Regions from separate parts of the Homo sapiens genome. Here region 1 is linked to region 2. The links are chromatin contacts, found by POLR2A ChIA-PET in ENCODE. All regions are on one chromosome and are shown on one strand. The core of a region is the stretch at or near the end of the contact, and the rest is flanking DNA. Distances in the headings are between cores, read along the strand shown.

Region 1 (5,164 bases), core at 98-2,597, 220 kb before region 2:
AAATATTTGACAAACAGCAAAACTAAGTGTAAAGATGCACATGATAGAAGGAACCAAAGAAAAATACTAATAACAAATAAAAAAGTCATATCATCTGCCAACAGAGGTGACTTTACTTCTTCCTTTACAATTTGTATGCCTTTTCTTTCCTTTTTTTGCCTAATTGCTCTGTTAGGACTTCCAGTGCTACATTGAATAGAGGCAGTAAAAGCAGGCGCCTTTACGCTGTTCCTGATCTTAAATGCTTTTGGTGTTTCACCACTGAGTATGATATTTACTGAGGGTTTTTCATATAAAGCTTTTATTATGTTAAGGTAGTTTCCTTTTATTTCTAGTTTGTTAAGTGTTTTTATCATGAAAAGGTGTTGAATTTTGTCAAATACCTTCTCTGTGTCAATTGAGATGATCATGTAACTTTTTTCCTCCTTCACTGTTAATGAAATTTATATTGATTGATTTTCACATGTCAAATCATCTATTCCAGGAATAAATCCCACTTGGTCATGGTGTATAATCCTTTTAATATGCTGCTGAATTTAGTATGCAAGTATTTTGTTGAGGAGTTTTACATCATTGTTCAAAAAGGATATTGATTTGTAGTTTTCTTGTACTGTCTTTGTCTCGCTTTGGTATCAGGGTAATGCTGGCCTCACAGAAAGACTTAAGAAGTGTTCCCTTGGTCGGGCGCAGTGGCTCACGCCTGTTATCTCAGCACTTTGGGAGGCCGAGGCGAGCAGATCACGAGGTCAGGAGATCGAGACCATCCTGGCCAACATGGTGAAACCCCATCTCTACTAAAATACAAAAAATTAGCCGGGCATAATCCCAGCTACTTGGGAGGCTGAGGCAGGGAATCGCTTGAACCCAGGAGGTGGAGATTGCAGTGAGCCGAGATCGCGCCACTGCATTCCAGCCTGGCGACAGCAACGAGACTCATCTCAAAAAAAGAAAAAAAAGAAGTGTTCCCTCTTAAATTCTTTGGAAAAGTTTGAGAAGAATTGGTGTTAGTTCCTCTTTAAATGTTTGGTAGAATTCACCACCAAAGCCATCAGGCCCAGCCTTTTCTTCGTTGGGAGATTTTTGAATATTGACTCAATCTCCTCACTAACTACAATATAGTTCTATTCAAATTTTCTATTTCTTAGTGATTTAGTCTTAACAAGTTTTGTGTTTCTAGAAATTTGTACACTTCATCTAGGTTATCCAATTTATTGATGAACAATTGTTCGTAGTATTTTTTTTTTTAAAGAGTCTCGCTCTGTTGCCTAGGCTGGAGTACAATGGCACAATCTGGGCTCACTGTAACCTCCGCCTCCTCAGTTCAAGCGATTCTCATGACTCAGCCTCCTGAGTAGCTGGGATTACAGGAACATGCAACCATGTCCAGCTCAGTTTTTGTATTTTCAGTAGAGACAGGGTTTCACCATGTTGCCCAGGATGGTCTCAAACTCCTGAGCTCAGGCAATGCACCCACCTTGGCTTCCCAAAGTGCTAGGATTACTGGAATGAGCCACCACGCATAGTATTCTCTTACAATCCTTTTTATTTCTACAGAATTGGAAGTAATGTCCTCACTTTCACTTTCTTTTTTTGAGTCGGAGGTTTGCTCTTGTCACCCAGGCTGGAGTGCAGTGGTGCAATCTTGGCTCGCTGCAACCTCTGCTTCCTAGGTTCAAGCCATTCTCCTGCCTCAGCCTCCTGAGTAGCTGGGATTACAGGCATGTACCACCACATCCAGCTAATTTATGTATTTTTAGTAGAGACAGGGTTTCATCACATTGGCCAGGCTAGTCTCGAACTCCTCACCTCAGGTGATCCACCCGCCTCGGCCTCCCAAAGTGCTGGGATTATAGGTGTCAGCCACCGCGCTCGGCCCTCACTTTCACTTCTGATTTTAGTAATTCGATCTTTCTTTCCTTAGTCCATCTGGCTAAATAAAGCTTTGTCAATTTTGTTTATCTTTTCAAAGAAGAACCACCTTTTGGTTTCTTTGACTTTTCTCTATTGTTTTTCTATTCTTTATTTCATTTATCTCTAATCTTTATTACTTCCTTTAGCTTTAGGTTTAGTTTGTCCTTTTTCTAGTTATTTAAGTTGTAAGGTTAGGTTGTTGATTTTAAGTTTCTCTTCTTTTGTTAAAGAGACTGGTGTTTGTTTGTTTTTTGACACAGAGTCTCACTTTGTTGCCCCGGCTGGAGTGCAATGTGCGATCTTGGCTCACTGCAACCTCCGCTTCCCAGGTTCAAGTGATTCTCCTGCCTCAGCCTCCCGAGTAGCTGGGACTACAGGTGTCCACCATCATGCCTGGCTAATGTTTGTATTTTTAGTAGAGATGGGGTTTCGCCATGTTGACCAGGCTGGTCTCGAACTCCTGACCTCAGGTGATCCACCGGCCTCAGCCTGCCAAAGTGCTAGGATTACAGGCGTGAGCCACCTCGCCCGGCCGAGATAAGGTCTTGCTATGTTGCCCAAGCTGGCCTCAAAATCCTGGGCTCAAGCAATCCTCCTGCCTCAGTCTCCCAAGTAGCTGGAACTATAGGCACATGCTACTGCAATCAGTGATTCCGTGTTTTATAATCAAAGCATTTATAGCTACAAATTTCTCCTTTAATGTTGCTTTCACTGATCCCTATAAGTTTTGGTAGGCTGTGTTGTGTTCATTCATCTATAAGTATTTTCTAATTTCCATGTGATTTCTTCTTTGATTCACTGATTGTTAAATTCCACAATTTTGTGACCTTTCCAGTTTTACCTGTTATTGATTTTTAACTTCATCCCATTGTGGTTGGAGAAGATACTTTGATATCTATTTTTTAAATCCACTGATATTTAATCTGTAGCCTAACATATGGTGTATCCTGGAAAATGTCCTACATACACTTGAAAAGAATGTGTATGCTATTGCTGTTAGGTAGGATTCTGTCTGTGTCTGTGAGATCTAGTTGGTTTACTGTGTTAAGTCCACTATTTCCTTACTTATTTTCTGTCTGGTTGTTCTATCCATTATTGAGAGGGGGTACTGAAGTCTCCAGGTATTACTGTATAGAAATGTCTACTTCTCCCTTCAGTTCTGTCAGGTTTTCCTTTGGGTATACTGATGGTCTGTCGTTAGGTACATAAATGTTTGTAATTGTTATATCTTCTTGCTATAGTTAAACCTTTAATTAATATATGTCTTTGCCTCTTGAAACATTTTTTTTTTTTTTTTTTTTGAGACAGTGTCTTGCTCTGTCACCCAGGCTGGAGTGAAGTGGCACAATCTCAGGTCACTGCAGCTTTGACCTGCCAGGCTCAAGTGACACTCCCACCTCAGCTTCCTGAGTAGCTTAGACTACAGGCATGTGCCACCATGCTTGGATTATTTTTATTTTTTTGGTAGAGACGAGGTCTCACCACGTTACCCAGGGTAGTCTCAAACTCCTGGGCTTAAGCAATCTTCCCGCCTTGGCCTCCCAAAGTTGGGATTACAGACGTGTGAGGCACCATGCCCAACCATTTTTTCTTTCTTTTTTTTTTTTTTTGAGACAGAGTCTTGCTCTGTCGCCCAGGCTGGAGTGCAGTGGCGCGATCTCAGCTCAGTGCAAGCTCTACCTCCCGGGTTCACGCCATTCTCCTGCCTCAGCCTCCCGAGTCGCTGGGACTACAGGCGCCTGCCACCACACCCGGCTAATATTTTGTATTTTTAGTAGAGACGGGGTTTCACCGTGTTAGCCAGGATGGTCTCGATCTCCTGACCTTGTGATCTGCCTGCCTCGGCCTCCCAAGGCAAGTGCTGGGATTACAAGCGTGAGTCACTGCGCCCAGCCTCTTTCTTTCAAGACACAGGGTCTTGGCTCTGTCACCCAGGCTGGACTACAGTGGTGTGATCAGAACAGCCTCAAACTCCTGGGCTCAAGCCTTCCAAGTGGCTAGGAGCACAGGCATGCAACACCATGCCCAGCCAACTTTTAAAATTACTATTATTATTTTTTTTATAGACATGAGGTCTTGGTATGTTGCCCAGGCTGGTCTCTGAATTCCTGGCTTCAAGCAGTCCTGCCTCAGCCTCCCAAAGTGCTGGGATTTTAGGTGTGAGGCACCATACCAGGCCCCTCTTGGAACCATTCTTTGATTTAAGGTCTGTTTTAGGGCCCGGTGCCATGGCTCACGCCTATAATCCCCAGCACCTTGGAAGGCCCAGGTGGGCAGATCGCTTGAGGCTGGGAGTTTGTGACCAGCCTGGCCAACATGGCAAAACCCCGTCTCTACTAAAAATACAAAATTTAGCCGGGCGTGGTGGCGGGCACCTGTAAATCCAGCTACTTGGGAGGCTGAGGCAGGAGAATCGCTTGAACCAGGAGACAGAGGTTGCAGTGAGTCGAGACTGCACCACTGCACACCAGCCTTGGCAACAGAGCAAGACGTCATCTCAAAATAAATAAATAAATAAATAAATAAATAAATAAATAAATAAAATCAATTAAATAAATTAATAAATGTCTGTTTTATCTGATATAAGTATAGCTACCCCTGCTCTTTTGGTTACTGTTTGCATGGAATAGCTTTTTCCATCCTTTCACTTTCAATCTATTTCTGTCTTTTGGATCTTTAGTGAGTCTCTTGTGGACAGCATATAGTTGTGTCATGCCATTTTTATCCATTCTGCCAATTTCTTGTCTTTTGATTGGGGAATTTAATCCACTTATATTTAAAGTACTTGTAAGGAGGAACATACTTCTGTCATTTTGGTATTTGACTTCTATATCCTTATAGCTTTGTTCCTCATTTTCCTAAATTACTGTTTTCTTTTGTACTTAGATACATTTATTTGGTGAAATGTGTAAATTCCTTTCTCATTTCCTTCTGTATATATACTATAGATCTTGTCTTTATGGTTATCATAGGGATTACATCTAATATCCTGAAGTTAAATTCTATTTTTAATTAATACCAGTTTGACTTCACTACTATTCAAAGAATCTGCTCCTTTACAGCTCTGTCTCTACCCCTTTTGGTTACTGATGTCACAAAACCACATCCTTATATACTGTGCCCCTATTAGTTATTAGCTTTTGCCCTTAAACTTAAATTAATAACTCATTCATTCATTCATGGGGTGGAAGAAATGGGTCTTTGCTATGTTGCCCAGGCTGGTCTTGAATTCCTGGGTTCAAGCAATCCTCCC
Region 2 (4,543 bases), core at 1,089-3,588:
TGGTTTCTGTGGGTCAGGAATGGGGGCGTGGCTTAGCAGGTCTCTGGCTCGGATCTCTCGGAGGCTACAGTCAACTCTTCTCCAGGTCCTTCTGGGGTGAATCTGCTTCCAAGCTCATTCTTGTGGTTGTTTGCATAATTCAATTCTTTTCGGATTGTGGGACTGAGGGCTTCTGTTTGTTGATGGTTGATTGCTGCTACTTGGGCCTCTCCAAAGACCATCTCACTATGTGGCAGCTGGCTTTAATCAGAGCAAGCGAGTGAGAGCAAGAGATGGCGAGAAAGACAAGCCAGGATCTTTGGGGACCTAACTGCAGAAGTGACATGTGGAGTCCAGAGCAGCTCCATCTTGGATGCTAATCCACCATGTTGACTTCTTATTAACCCCCATTCTGGGAATGCCTCTAAGATTTCTACTTTATCTACTGTTACCAGAAATCTTACCCATAGGCAGATTCATATCACATTCTTGCCTTTCTCTGAGGTCTCAACTTTACTTGTCTTACACATTCCTGCCCTGTGGTATATAAGCCCTGGGTCTGGGGCTTTATGGCCTGGGGATCCACCATCACGTCTTGCTGCAGCCTGAGACACAGACTTGGCTTCTGTTCCTAAATCTATATTAAATGTTTCTTTTTTACTGGGTGTGGTGGCTCACACCTGTAATCCCAGCACTTTGGGAGGCCAAGGCAGGCGGATCATTTGAGGTCAGGAGTTCGAGACCAGCCTGGCCAACATGGCGAAATCCGGTCTCTACTAAAAATACAAAAATCAGCCGGGCATGGTGGCGGGCACCTGTAACCCCAAGTACTCGGGAGACTGAGGCAGGAGAATCGCTTGAACCTGGGAGGCAGAGGTTGCGGTGAGCCTAGATGGTGCCACTGCCCTCCAGTCTGGGTGACGGAGCGAGACTCCGTCTCAAAAAGAAACAACAAAAAAAGAAATGTTTTTTCTAAGAAACCGAATTTGTCAGCCGCTTTCTTTGGCCTCAGCTTCCTTGGGTTTTGGGGATACGTGTACATAGACTTTCCCACCCAGAACATGACAACCCATCACTTGCTTTATTCTGTTCCTTAGAGGCAAGTCACCAGGTCCAGCCTACCCTCAAGGGGTGGAGATTACACAAGGGTGTGAACACCAGGAGGCTAGGATCACTGGGGACTGTCTTGGAGATGGCCTACCACAGACACCGAGGATTCCAGGCCTCCTCCATTACCTGAGTTTAAAGCCTTGCCCTTTCATGTACTGGCTCTGTGTCTTGGGTGAGTGGCTTAACCTCATGTGTCTATAATTTCTCAGCTATAACACAGGAATAATGCTTTATTTCATCAAATCTAAGAGGACATCTACGGAAAGGTGGCAGTATTTTATATACCATTAAGAAAGAATATCTGGGCTAGGCACGGTGGCTCACGTCTATAATCCCAGCACTTTGGGAAGCCAAGGCAGGAGGATTGCTTGAGCCCAGGAGTTTAAGACCAGCCTGCACAACATGACACCCTGCCTGTACAAAAAAATAGAAAAAAAAAATAGCTGGGCCTGGTGGCATGTGCCTGCAGTCCCAGCCACTTGGGAGGCTGAGGTGGGAGGATCGCTTGAGCCCAGCAGGTTGAGGCTGCAGTGAGCTGTGATTGAAGCCACTGCACTCCAGCCTGGGCAACAGAGTGAGGCCCTGTCTCAGAAAAAAAAAAGAAAAAAAAGAAAGGAAGGAAGGAAGGAAGAGAGAGTACCCATTACCCACTCATTGGAAGGTGCAGGCCCTTTTTAGAGAGGTTAAAATGTGGAGGAAAAAAAGTGTGGCTTGAAATTAACAAAACACAGTAGTATCTATTTCCTGAAGTGAAGTAGGAAAGAGGTATTTCCTGTATTTATTCATGTACATGGCTGATGTCATTTAAAGTTCTGGTGAGGCTTAGACATACTGGAAGGCTGCAAGCTGGGGCAGGCTACCATGTTCCTTAGGAGTGAGCCAGTGAATGTGATCTACATCTACCTGCTGTGGGCAAGACCTTGTTTTGGTGAACAGAAGAGAATGAGAGACCACATCTGGTTTGAGGGAGGGGAGGATCTAGGCAGGCCTCTCGGAGAAGATGATGTTGGAGCCCAGTCCCGAGAGCCCACTCGCCAGAACCTTGAGAATTAGACATTGGAAGTCTGACTGACCTTGGAGGGCAGCAGGGGTGGGGCGTGCCCTCTACCCTGGAGACTGACCTTTGTGAGTGCACTTCACCCTTGCATCCCTCTGGAACTTATCCTCATTTCCTCTTCTCTCCGTTGAAATGACAGAAGCATAGTCAGTGATGGGCCTGGAATCCAGCCCAGTTGAGTCAGCCCAGCACATAAAGTCTTCAGCAAATGTGTGTTCTACCCTCCATGGGTGGGGCCTGAGTCTTCATATACCCTCTAGGAGGATCAGACAAAATTATAAATCTAGCAGTTAGTAGTACTAGACTTTCTCCTTGAAAATATGATGCCCAGGCTGGACGCAGTGGCTCATGTCTGTAATCCCAGCACTTTGGGAGGCCGAGGCAGGCAGAGCACTTGAGGCCAGGAGTTCAAGACCAGCCTGGCCAACATGGCGAAACCCTGTCTCTAAAAAAAATACAAAAATCACCCATGCGGCTGGACGTGGTGGCTTATGCCTGTAAATCCCAGTATTTTGGGAGTGTGAGGTGGGTGGATCACCTGAGGTCAGGAGTTCAAGACCAGCCTGGCCAACATGGTGAAACCCCAACTCTACTAATAATACAAAAATCAGCGGGTATGGGGCACACACCTGTAATCCCAGCTACTCGGGAGGCTGAAGCACAGCAATTGCTTGAACCTGGGAGGTGGAGGTTGCAGTGAGCAGAGGTCGTGACACTGTACTCCAGCCTGGGCAACAGACTGAGACTCTGTCTAGAAAAAGTTTTTTAAATAAATAAAAAAATGAAAAAAATAATGCTCACCAGAAGTAAGATGAGTGACTGTGCAGATATACATTTATTTAATTTGAAATTGTTTGTGGGCCAAGTGCAGTGGCTCACACCTGTAATCCCAGCACTTTGGGAGGCCGAGGCAGGGGAGGATCACTTGAGGGCAGGAGTTTGAGACCAGCCTAGGCAACAAAGGGAGTCCCCATTTCTATAGAAATTTTAAAAATTGGCCAGGCATAGTGGCTCACGCCTGTAATCCCAGCACTTTGGGAGGTGGGCGGTGTGGGGGGCAAATCATGAGGTCAAGAGTTTGAGACCAGCCTGGCCAAGATGGTGAAACCCCGTTTCTACTAAAAATAAAAAATTAGCTGGGCATGGTGGCGGGTGCCTGTAATTCCAGCCACTTGGGAGGCTGAGGCAGAGAAGCATTTGAACCCAGGAGGCAGAGGTTGCAGTGAGCCGAGATCATGCCACTGCACTCTAGCCTGGGTGACAGAGCAAGACTCTGTTTCAAAAAAAAAAAAAAAATAGTTCTTGGGTTTATCTTCTGTCCCTTATTCCCTCCTCACACCTCTACAAGAGTTGAGTTTAGCACATAGTAAATGTTTAATAGTCAGCGAATAGGAGTGCCCCAGAGACCAAGCAGAGTCCACAGAGTCCAGTGGACGCCATGTTTATGGGGGAGGGAAAAGTTAAAGAGATGATAACCTGGAACAGGTCAAATTGGGGGCATGGACCGAGAGGAGCAAATTCTGAGGAATTTCTGAGGCTCTGACAGTGTCCCTGGGCCGGGAAGGAAGATGAGGTGGTGGGAGGATATTGAGCCATTTCTGCAGCACTATGAAAAATGAGCTACTTTCCCAGACTCGTTTTGGGGGACAGACCTCAAAGCACCCCATTTCAAAGCAGTGTGGTGCTGGGCTAGAAATAATGCCCAGGGTGTTATGGGAGTCCTAAGAGGGCCCCTTACACCATGAGAGTGGCCTTGGAGAGCTTCATGAAGGAGACAATGGCTGGGTTAAGTCTTGAGAGAGAGAGAGAGAGATATGACAGGAAGAGAGTTTATCAGGTGAATCTATTGAGAAAAGGAATCCCATGCAAGGAAAACAGCCCAAGCACAGGCAGGAAGGCACGATGGGGATAGAGGAATGATGATACCTCATACCATTGGGGTGTAGGGAGGACAGCATACCAGCAAGTTCAGACAGCATGGTGGCAAGGACAGGGCAGTTAGGAACAAGAAGGTTGGAGACATCCAGATGGATGGGAGCTCCCAGACAAAGCTACAGATCCTGGCTGGGCACAGTGGCTCACGTCTGTAATCCCAGCACTTTGGGAGGCTGAGGCGGGTGGATCACCTGAGGTCAGGGGTTCAAGACCAGCCTGGCCAACATGGTGAAGCCCTGTCCCTACTAAAAATACAAAAATTACTTGGGCGTGGTGGCACATGCCTGTAGTCCCAGCTACTTGGGAGGCTGAGGCAGGAGAATCGCTTGAACCCAGGAGGTGGAGATTGCGGGGAGCCAAGATTGCACCACTGCACTCCAGCAGCCTGGCAACAGAGCGAGACTCTGTCTCAAAAAAAAAAAAAAAAAATTAGCCGGATGTGGTGGCAGCTGCCTGTAATTC

Evidence for each region. ChIA-PET counts read pairs that join two places held with the same protein, here RNA polymerase II (POLR2A).
Region 1: POLR2A ChIA-PET joins it to region 2 with 12 read pairs in activated CD4-positive, alpha-beta T cell. The contact joins two enhancer-like sites. POLR2A ChIA-PET finds 5 or more read pairs at or near these places in 3 of 52 experiments (AG04450, activated CD4-positive, alpha-beta T cell and activated naive CD4-positive, alpha-beta T cell).

Annotation. Positions count from the first base shown.
Region 1 is chr11:67,186,839-67,192,002 of GRCh38, reverse strand. All of the region lies in intron 5 of KDM2A (lysine demethylase 2A), which reads right to left. Among named protein-coding and RNA genes, the nearest start is that of KDM2A, 70 kb to the right of the region's middle. Within about 2 kb of position 1,347, at least 2 of the 41 ENCODE cell types and tissues checked have a DNase peak (open chromatin) inside an H3K27ac peak, as active enhancers do.
Region 2 is chr11:66,965,591-66,970,133 of GRCh38, reverse strand. No RefSeq gene overlaps it. Among named protein-coding and RNA genes, the nearest start is that of C11orf86, 7.4 kb to the left of the region's middle. Within about 2 kb of position 2,338, at least 5 of the 41 ENCODE cell types and tissues checked have a DNase peak (open chromatin) inside an H3K27ac peak, as active enhancers do.